Linked DNA regions of Homo sapiens: all the other regions are linked to region 1. The links are chromatin loops, found by intact Hi-C in ENCODE. Cell type or tissue: OCI-LY7. All regions are shown on one strand.

The links. Peaks named below come from ENCODE experiments on the same cell type or tissue, not always from the same donor. Only the 100,000 strongest peaks of a DNase experiment are listed, where the experiment ranks them.
Region 2: a loop joins it to region 1, with 4 times the contacts of the local background. A loop is called at or near these places in 32 of 110 quality-filtered maps.
Region 3: it touches region 1 in a loop (7-fold over the local background); 16 of 110 quality-filtered maps call a loop at or near these places.
Region 4: it touches region 1 in a loop (7-fold over the local background); 11 of 110 quality-filtered maps call a loop at or near these places.

Annotation. Positions count from the first base shown.
Region 1 is chr12:112,991,935-112,994,434 of GRCh38, reverse strand. All of the region lies in intron 2 of OAS2 (2'-5'-oligoadenylate synthetase 2), which reads right to left. Among named protein-coding and RNA genes, the nearest start is that of OAS2, 15 kb to the right of the region's middle. In OCI-LY7, CTCF peaks have their summits at 1,263 and 1,464 (motif pointing right); a DNase peak (open chromatin) is centred at 1,404; H3K27ac peaks cover 1,109 bases.
Region 2 is chr12:113,047,499-113,049,998 of GRCh38, reverse strand. No RefSeq gene overlaps it. Among named protein-coding and RNA genes, the nearest start is that of DTX1, 8.0 kb to the left of the region's middle. RefSeq lists an enhancer at 1-2 and a silencer at 1,071-1,190. In OCI-LY7, a CTCF peak has its summit at 1,191 (motif pointing left); DNase peaks (open chromatin) are centred at 128 and 1,108; H3K4me3 peaks cover 889 bases; H3K27ac peaks cover 2,439 bases.
Region 3 is chr12:113,097,042-113,099,541 of GRCh38, reverse strand. It overlaps DTX1 (deltex E3 ubiquitin ligase 1), which reads right to left. Exons shown (of 10, transcript NM_004416.3): 10 at 1,517-2,500. RASAL1 (RAS protein activator like 1) reads left to right here. Exons shown (of 21, transcript NM_001301202.2): 21 at 1-264. Among named protein-coding and RNA genes, the nearest start is that of RASAL1, 37 kb to the left of the region's middle. RefSeq lists enhancers at 1,033-1,292, 1,509-2,050. In OCI-LY7, CTCF peaks have their summits at 834 and 1,033 (motif pointing right); DNase peaks (open chromatin) are centred at 309, 1,001 and 1,627; H3K27ac peaks cover 2,500 bases.
Region 4 is chr12:112,899,419-112,901,918 of GRCh38, reverse strand. No RefSeq gene overlaps it. Among named protein-coding and RNA genes, the nearest start is that of OAS1, 6.3 kb to the left of the region's middle. In OCI-LY7, CTCF peaks have their summits at 1,245 and 1,446 (motif pointing left); a DNase peak (open chromatin) is centred at 1,418; H3K27ac peaks cover 888 bases.

The sequences.
Region 1 (2,500 bases):
AAAAATAAAAATAAAATAAACACATTTATTGATTGATTACTGTTACTGAAACACCAGGGGTTCAGTCTAGGTCCTGCTGCTCACCACATAGAAAGCCAATGGCGGAAACAAGTGTTGCCAAGAAGAAGGCTTTAATCAGGTGCTGCAGCTGAGGAGATGGGAGATCAGTCTCAAATCCTTCTCCCTGACAGACTAAAGTTAGGGTTCTATATAGCAGGGAAGAAATGTAACTATGTGTGGGAAAACGGGAATTAGGGAGGGGTAAGGAGGTAATCATGAGGAATAAGGGATTTGACATCCCATTGTCTGGATGCAGTGACTGGTGAGTTTCAGTTCTTTGATACTTTTTGAGAGGTCTGAGGTTCCTTTTCTGAGGAAGGAACTTAGATAAAACAAATGTAAGTTTCAAGCTTTAAGATCAGAAGGGTCAATTTCTATGTTCATTAAAAAACAAAACAACCCTCCCCCCCCCACAAAAAAACAACCAAACAAATAGAAACAAAAACAAACAAAAAATGGTCTATAGGACTACTGAGTTTGTTTCATCATTATTCTTACTTTTAGAGACAGAGTCTTCTCTGTCGCTCAGGCTGGACTGCAATGGCACAATCATAGCTCACTGTACCCTCAAATATATTTCAAGGCTCAAGTGATCCTCCTGCCTCAGCCTTCTGAGTACCTGGGACCACAGGCGTGTGCCACCATGTTTGGCTTTTTTTTTGGAGAAAAAAAAAAGCCTGTTGCCCAGGCTGGTCTTGAACTCCTGGCCTCAAGTGATCCTCCCACCTTGGCCTTCCAAAGTGTTGGAATTACAGACGTGAGCCAGCTCCCTGGCCCATAAACACATTTAGATAAGAAACCAGGAGAAAGCAGCTAGCTTGTTCCTTTCATACACCCCAGTGGATATTTACTGACTCCCTAGGCATGGTTCTGGGCACTTGGCATGCAGGGAGGTTGACGGAAAGAGCATTCTATCTTCCCCCATAATGATAATAAATAGCTAACGTTTATGGTGTGTTTACTCTAAGCCTTTTATGTACAGTGAAACATACAAGCCTCACAAAACTCTTAGCTGGCAAGTGCAATTGCAATTACTAATTTACAGATGAGGATAATGGAAATACCAGCCAGTCAAGTAAATAGGTACTTCTTGCTTTGGGTCAAAGGCCCTAGGGGGAGAGTTGTAGTGGCACACAGTGGTGGAAAGAGATGCAGAATTGGAGACAGCCAGCCTGGACCTGGTGTAAAAATAGGCCAGATTAGTTAGGCTAATATTTAGTTTAAAAAACAAAACAAAACGAAAAGCAAGTTACCAATTCCCCTGTAGGTTGCTTTTCTCAGAAAGTGACCCTGTGTTTCCTTGCAGAAAAAGGAGCTTATAATAATTTGGAATGTGCAGCTTTACCACCATCTAGTGGCAGCTTCTGGGTAGCACATGTGGGGAAGAGTTTATTTCTCATTCTCACACCATCCTTGCATGATGGGGTGAACCCAGTAGAGGGCGCTCTGGCCAGGTCTCCCAGCATGGCACTTGGAACAGGAAGAGAGGACTTTCCTATGAGAATTATGATGCACCTGTCTCCCTCCTTGACTCCAGCCCTTGTTTGAAGCAGGCCCCCACCCCCAACCCTGAGCATCCTAATGGCCCTGGAATCTAGTTTCTAGTCTGACTGTACAGCTGGCAGGCATAAGTGAGTAGTAGGACCAGGATAAGAACTCAGAACTGCCAACCTCCCAAACTGGTACATGTTTCCCCAAGCCAGGCCACCTTTCTGTGAATGTGAGTTATCAGGATGTCTGTATGTCTCCTCCTTATCAGTGATGCCTGGGCTAATTGTTCTTCATGGTTCCTGGTAACCCAGAAATTCCTTAAAACTATAGGTGATGGAAGGTACTCTGGCCATGGGCTTAGAAGACCTGGGCTTTTCTGTTTCCCCATTTGTTTAATGATGGCTTAAGTTTCAGCTTGGGAATTTTCCCTTCCCCTCCCCTCTCTTCCCCTCCCCTCCCCTTTTCTTTTCTTTCTTTCTTTTTTTTTTTTCTTTTGACAAGATCTTGCTCCGTTGTCCAGGCTGGAGTATAGTGGTGTAATAATAGCTCACTGCAACCTTGAACTCCTGTGCTCAAGTGATCCTCCTGCCTCAGTCTCCCCAGTAGTTAGGAATACAGCTGCATGCCACCACATCTAATTTTTAATTCTTTTGTAGAGATGGGGTTTCACTATGTTGCCCAGGCTGGTCTTAAACTCCTGGCCTCAAGTAATCCTCTTGCCTCAGCCTCCCAAAGCGCTGGGATTATAGGCAAGAACCACTGTGCCCAGCCTGGAATTATTTAAGTTTGTGATTATATGTGCACCTGTACTTGAGACTTTGTGCTTGAGACTATCCATCTATCTACCTCATCCATAAATATATACATATATTTAATATCTATCTATCCATCCATCCATCTACATTCATTTTTCCATCCATTTACCTTCCATCCATTTATCCATCATGCT
Region 2 (2,500 bases), 56 kb before region 1:
AGCCAGTGAGTCCTACCTGGTGAAATCACTGGCCCTGTGGCCAGAAGATCATGGTGTGAGTTTCTTCAAGAAAGATTTCTTAAGAGAAACTGCAAACTGGAGGGTTGGTGCTCGCACAGCAGAAGCCCCTGGGAGATGGAAGGGGACCCAGGCGGCATCGGCTAAGGGGTATGGAATAGCAGTTAGCCCATTCATGGAGTGATTTCTAGGTACAGGGATTTTATTACACTCTTCTTTTCTTTTGAGACAGGGTCTCGCTCTGTCACTCAGACTGGAGTGCAGTGGCATGATCTCAGCTCACTGCAACTTCCTCCACCCAGGTTCAAGTGATTCTCTTGCCTCAGCCTCCCAAGTAGCTGGGATTACAGGCATGAGCCACCATGCCTGGCTAATTTTTGTATGTTTAGTAGAGACAGGGTTTCACCATGTTGGCCAGGCTGTTCTCAAACTCCTGACCTTAAGTGATCCACCTCGGCATCCCAAAGTGCTGGGATTACAACCCTGAGCCACCTTATTATGCTCTTTTAATCCTCCCAACAACTCTGACAGGCATTATTACAGATTTTACAGGTGGGGAAACTGAGGCAGTAGAGGTTGTGGCATACACAGTGAGTATTTGAGCCTGAAAACCCCAGGTCTGGCTGACCTCGGAGCTCTTGCACCTGGGATATGAGGTGTCTGATCTATTTCCATTGTGGTGTCCCTTTGTCTTTGGGGACCACAGTTTCTCTCCTTTATAGTGTGGGTGGGTGGGTCCTTGCCTCCTGTCCTCTCTTCCCCAGCTCCTGGGCCATCGAGAAGGCCTATGAGCAGCCAGGCGAAGTGGGAACACTCAATCTGGAATTCGCTGTGTCTCCAACGTGGAGAGAAGGAACCCAGAGAAAGAACGGGGTTTAGAGTTAGTGTGGCCTGGGGTGTGGTGGAAGTTTAGTGTGGCTAGGGGACTAAGAGAGGGAGTTGGGGGGAGGTGTGTTTGTGTGTGTGTGTGTGTGTGTGTGTGTGTGTGTGTTGCTTATGCAGAGCTGGTTCATTTGGGGAAGGGTGGGGGGAGCAGAAAAGAGAGAGGAACCCTAGACCTTTTCCTCCCTGTACAAATCAACCGCCTGAGTCCAGCAGGCAGGGCCGGGAAATGAAATGGGAGCGTGTGTATAGAACGCCCCCTAGTGGTCTATTTTGGTCCCTCGTTCTAATGCTGGAGACATTTCCAGATAATTTATTTTTAATTTTTTTGTTGCAGTAAACATGCATACCATAAAATTTACCATCTCAATTCTATCTAAGCTAAGTGTTAAGCATATACACATTGTCTTACAACCGATTTCTGTACTTTTTCATCTTGCAAAACTGAAACTGTACCCTTTAAACAAGAATTTTCCCATTTTCCCCTCCCTCCAGGCTGTAGCACCCACTGTTCTACTTTCTGTCTCTAAGAACTTGACTAGTCCAGTACCTCCTATAAGTGGAAGCATGCAGTGTTTGCCTTTTTGTGCCTGGCTTATTTCACTGAGCGTAATGTCCTCAAGGTTTCCCCATGTTGTAGCTGTGTCGGGATTCTCTTCCTATTTAGGGCGAAGCATATTCCACTGTAGGTATAGACCACATTTTGTTATCTATTTGTTATCTGTTCATCTGTCAGTGGACCCTTGAGTTGCTTCTACCTGTTGGTCATTGTGAATAGAGCTGTTATGAGTATGGGTGTACAAATATCTCTTCCAGACTTTGTTGTCACTTCTTTTGGGTGTATCCCCAGAAGCGAGATTGCTGGATCATATGTGCTAGACTGAACTCCCCGCTCCCCTTTTCATATGTTGAAGCCCTCACCTGCAATGTGACTGTATTTGGAGATAGGGCTTTTAGGAGGTAATTAAGATCATAAGGGGCTGGGCGCTGTGGCTCACGCCTGTAATCTCAGCACTTTGGGAGGCAGAGATGGATAGATCACTTGAGGTCAGGATTCGAGACCAGGCTGGACCAACATGGTGAAACCTCGTCTCTACTAAAAATACAAAAATTAGCCAGGTGTGGTGGCACGCTCCTGTAGTGCCAGCTTCTCCGGAGGCTGAGGCAAGAGAATCCCTTGAACCCTGGAGAGAGAGGTTGCAGTGAGCCAAGATCGCGCCACTGCACTCCAGCCTGGGTGACAGAGTGAGACTCCTTTTCAAAAGAAAAAAAAATCAAAAGGGGTCATAAGGATGGAGTACTAACTTGATAAAAATGGGTAGCCTTATAAGAAGAGGAGAGACAGGGATCTCTCTTTCTCCTTCCCTGTGCATACAGGCAATGAGGAATGGCTGTGTGAGGGAGTATCAAGAAGACAGCAGCCTGTAAGCCAGGGATGGGGGTCTCACAAGAACCAGACCATGCTGGCACCCTGATCCCAAACTTCCAGCCTCCAGAACTGTCGGAAGTAAATTTCTGTTGTTTAAGCCACCAGTCTATGATATTTTCTTTTCTCTTTTCTTTTCTTTTCTTTCTTTCTTTCTTTCTTTCTTTCTTTCTT
Region 3 (2,500 bases), 110 kb before region 1:
CCAGATGGGCACTAAATGGCCTCACTCCTTCCTGTTTTCATGTCTGCTAATCCCTATAACCTCACTGATTCTTCTGTACCCTGCCCTTGGCCTAGGACTCCAACCACAAGCTTCCAGAATCAGGTGCCCTCAGGAAGAACCAAGGCTGGGTGGGGGTCCAGTGTGCCAAACTCAGACCCTTGGAGCCTGGGAGACCTTGGGCCAGGCTGTTTATCTCTCTCTGGGTCTCAGATTACCCTGTATAAAAAGAGGAGGGAAAGTCTAGATGTGTGGTTTTCAAACTGGATTCCAATGAGGTAGTTCAAGAACAAGGGAGGAGTTTCTCTGACTGTGGGCCAAAGACCACCCGCTAGAATGTCTGCTAGAAATGCAGATTTCTGAGGCCCAGCCAGCTACTGACTCAGAATCTGAGGGTATATGAAGGCAAGAATCAGGGTTATTTAACAGATTCCGTAGGTCATTTGGATGAGTATCAGCTTTGAGGACCACAGGCCTGGGGAATGGGCAATTTTATTTTATTTTGTTTTTAGAGTTGGGGGTCTCACTCTGTTGCCCAGGCTGCAGTACAGTGGCATGATCATAGGTCAGTGCACCCTCAAACTTCTGGACTTCAGTGATCCTCCCACGTTAGCCTCCAGAGCAGCTGCGACTACAGGTGCAAGCCATCACGCCTGGCTAATTTTTAAATTTTTGTAGAGATGGGGGGTCTCACTATGTTGCCCAGGCTGGTCTCAAGCTCCTGGCGTCAAATGAGCCTCCCGCTTCGGCCTCCTTAGTTGCTGGGATTACAGGTGTGAGTCAGTGCCTGGCTTGCAATTTTATATGCCAGAGTTTGGGTTGAGGTTTTGTCTGAGAATGAACCACGGAGTACAAATGTTTGGGAACATGTGACTGGCAGAACTGGAAGGGCCTCCAAGGACTCGTTTCCGGTGTTGTGTCACTAGGGGGTGGGACAGAAACCAAAGCCTACCTGGCAGGGGATCAAGTGGACCAGGAAAGACACGGCGCTATCCCGAGGGTGGCCAGCAGGGGTTGCCCGAAGCCGCAGCATCCACCAGAACTACAGGGGCGTCCTGGCATGTTGCAGAGAGGCTGATTTAAGGCTGGGGTCCATCCCTGTTTTTCCCTAGTTAGAACCTGACCCTCCTCCCCAAGGACAGGGTCCTGACAAGCTCTGAGATCCTGATGAGCTGATCACAGTGTCTCCCAGCTCCTCCGTATTTCCCTCGAGGCTCCCAGCTCTGCACCTGAGTTCCTTGTTTCTTGTCATTGTGCCAGGGAGCAGATGTGTGCATTGCCTTGTGCTCTTGTGAAAGAGAAGGGCACTTTCACCTCTGCATTCTTGGAGACTAGGACTAGGAGGGTCTGCCACTGCTTCACCGCCCCCACCCCTTCCAGCCCGAGGCAAGGACCCTGAAGTCATTCTCTTGCAAGCCATCACTCCCCAACGGGGCTGACTGCAGCCCCCAGGAACAGAGCCACCCACCCCTCTCTTGGCAGGAAAAGACCAGGCGAGGAGGAGAAAGACCATTTATTTCTCCACCCACAGTGGGACTGGTAGGTTTTGAAAAGAGCAATCGCTGGCATCCCTTTAAATCTTGGCTGACTCCCACCGTGGCAGCCAATCAGCAGAGGCGGAGCTGGTGAGTTGCCTGGGCAACAGGCCCCTGGTTGGCCGAAGACAATTAGCCACCCCACTGCCCACTCCCAACGAAAGGGAAATTGACTCTCTGCTGTCCACTCTGCTTTAAAATACATCGGCCCAAACTAGGCCTCCTCCTTTCGCTCCTGAAGTCAGAAGCGCCAGCCTTTGGCTCTCAAAATTGGGAGCGATTTGGTGGAGAGGATGGGGTAGGGAGGATGGGAGAACAGCGCCTTTATCTGGGACAGACAGAAGGCCTGGAGATGGGAAGGGAGAAGGAGATCAGAGTCCAGAGAGATGAAGAGGCACAGACACAAAATCAGGACCCTCTAGTCCCCGCTCGTGCTGGCCATTCTTTTGTAGAACTGCTCAGTCATCTGGGGGCTTCCACCCCATGGGCCCACAATTGCCCAATCAGTGGGTGGCAGACATGGGTGATGACACGGAATGGGTGAGGCATCTGGGGTACACTGAGTTTCCCGAGTCCCTCTTTGCCCCCCGAGCCCTGGCAGGCCCCTAAGGGCTTGCCCCGCATCCTCCAGTTTGCAGACAAGGCTGTACAGATGCAACTGAGACACAGATGGGGATCCACATGGGGGGGTCATGGGGTCTTTCTGTCTCTTCTCTTCCAGCCTGGGGGCAAGTACAGGCACGTGGGTGTGCGTGCATGAGTTCAACAGGACATGTGTGTTTGTGTGTGAGGGGGCGGGTCTCTGTCTTTTTGGTAGGGAGGTTTCCAGTACTCTCTGCTTGGCCCTCTCAGGGAGCTATGATTCGGGGCCAGCCTGACATGCCATCTCTCTTCATCCCAGCTGCCACCAGGCAGGTCCCCTGAATGGCTGCGGCCCCTTCCGCAGG
Region 4 (2,500 bases), 93 kb after region 1:
CAACCTCCACCTCCCAGGTTCAAGTGATTCTCCTGCCTCAGCCTCCCAAATAGCAAGGATTACAGGTGCCCGCCACCACGCCTGGCTAATTTTTTGTATTTTCAGTAGAGACAGGATTTCACCATATTGGCCAGGCTGGTCTTGAACTCCTGACCTCAGGTGATCCACCTGCCTGGCCTCCCACAGTGCTGGGATTGCAGGCATCAGCCACCATGCCTGGTCAAAAATTATTTTTAATTATTATGAATACATAAGAGTTGTACATATTTATGGGGTGCATGCAATATTTTGGACACAGGTGTATGATGTGTCACAATCACATCAGGGTAATTGGGGTGTCCATCACCTTGAATGGCTTGCTTAACCTCATCAAGCCAATGTCCCTGGCAGATCTGATTGAGCTGAGCAAGGGTCAGCCTGGCAGGTTTCAGAGCATTGAGTGTTTAATCCACTTGGCGGTAAGCCCAGCCGCAATTGGGCCTGCACTGCTTTCACCAGGAACCACCAGCCCTGTGACCTGCCCCTTTTCCTGGCCTCCCTTTTGTCATCCCTGATGGGAAACCAGACCTCAGCAACTTGATCTTGCCTCTGACTCCTACTCAGAACAAACATCTCTAGATGTTGGCTGAATTTCTGTGGGCACCAGCAGGAGAGTCTGCTCCCATCTGTGCAGAGACCTTGGAGATCTGATTTCTGCCTCACCTGAACTTCACCCACTTTCAGCTCCAACGTCCTGTTTTCAACCAATGCCAGTTCAAGAGCATTTTCCCCGATGCAAGCTGCGTGAGGGAGCCCAAGTTTAGGGGCTGGCAAGCGGAGGTGGCACTTGTCAAGTCTCTACTACGTGCCAGGTACTCTCGATGGACTGTACCGTTAACATCTCTCAGCAACTCTTTGAAATATTTATTACTCCAGCTGAGGAAACTGATACTCAGTGAGGCTAAATGACTTGGCCAAGTTCCCATAGCTAGAAAGTGTCAGTCAGAATTTGAATGCTGGACTTAATTGAAATTTTGGCTCGCGTTCTTTTCAGGGCAGATGCTTTCCAACACACCATATAGCCACTTACAGAGTGTTTTATTTCAATGGGGTCAGCCAGGGGTCAGGGGTGGGGCAGCACAATTAGCTAGATCAGGTGTACTAATATTTATGAAAACTTTCCTCCTGTATGTTCATCTCAGTCTGTTAGGCTTGTCTGCATATAAATGAAGATCAACCAGTTTAAGGATGGAAATTAGGCTTCTTTTTAACCGCCACCCATGACTGACTGGTGGTGGCTCCCTGGAACCCTGGGTTGAGAGGGACTCAGAGGCTGCTTGTAGGTTCTGTAGGAAAGATGCCGTATTGATTAGTGATGTCTGCCAGGAGCACAGGGAGAATGGCAAGTGTCTCCAGCTGTTCCTGTGAGGCTTCTAAGGACATAATTAGCACCTCTCTCCACCTAGTGGCAGCTAGCTAAATTGCCACCAGGAAAAACTGATCAACTTTTTGGGTAGTGGTTTTCAAAGTCATCATGAAGGTGGAAATCACAAGGCATCAACCAGGAAATATTTTCTTTTTCTTTTTTTTTTTTTTTTTGAGGCGGCGTCTTACTCTGTCACCCAGGTTGGAGTACAGTGGTATGATCTCAGCTCACTGCAACCTCCACCTCCCAGGTTCAAGCTATTCTCCTGTTTCAGCCTCCCGAGTAGCTGGCACTACAGGTGCACGCCACCACACCTGGCTAATTTTTGTATTTTTAGTAGAGACAGGGTTTCACCCTGTTGGCCAGACTGGTCTCGAACTCTTGACCTCAGGTGATTCACCCACCTCGGCCTCCCAAAGTGCTGGGATTATAAGCATGAGCTGCTGTGCCCGGCCAGAAAATATTTTCAACTATACACCTTATCCTCAGGGTTTAGCAGAATCTGTGGGGAAAGAAATCTCCCAAGTGAGACTAACATGCCAGCTTTTGCTTTTGAGGGCACAAACAGGAAATGGTCTCAAAGAAAAGAGAATTATCTGTGGGACAGAATTGATGGCTCCTTCTTGAAGTAACCATTACTGATAAATTGCTTAAGCACTTTGGGGATGGATTATAGTGTGATTAAGAATTCTAGAGGCCGGGTGTAGTGGCTCACACCTGTAATCCCAAAACTTTGAGTAGCCAAGGCAAGTGGATCACCTGAGGTCAGGAGTTTGAGACCAGCCTGACCAACATGGCGAAACCCTGCCTCTACTAAAAATATAAAAATTAGCCGGGTGTGGCGGCAAGCACCTGTAGTCCCAGCTACTCGGGAGGCTGAGGCAGGAGAATCACTTGAACCCGGGAGGTGGAGGTTGCAGTGAGCAGAGATTGTGCCACTGTACTCCAGCCTGAGGGACAGAGGGAGACTCCATAATAAAAAAAAAAAAAAAAAAGATTTTTTTTTTCTGGAGAGTCAGTTGCTGACTCAGTTCACCTTCAGGACTATCGAGAATCTCCAATGAGAGAATCATTGTAGGTTGGAAGGTGCTACAA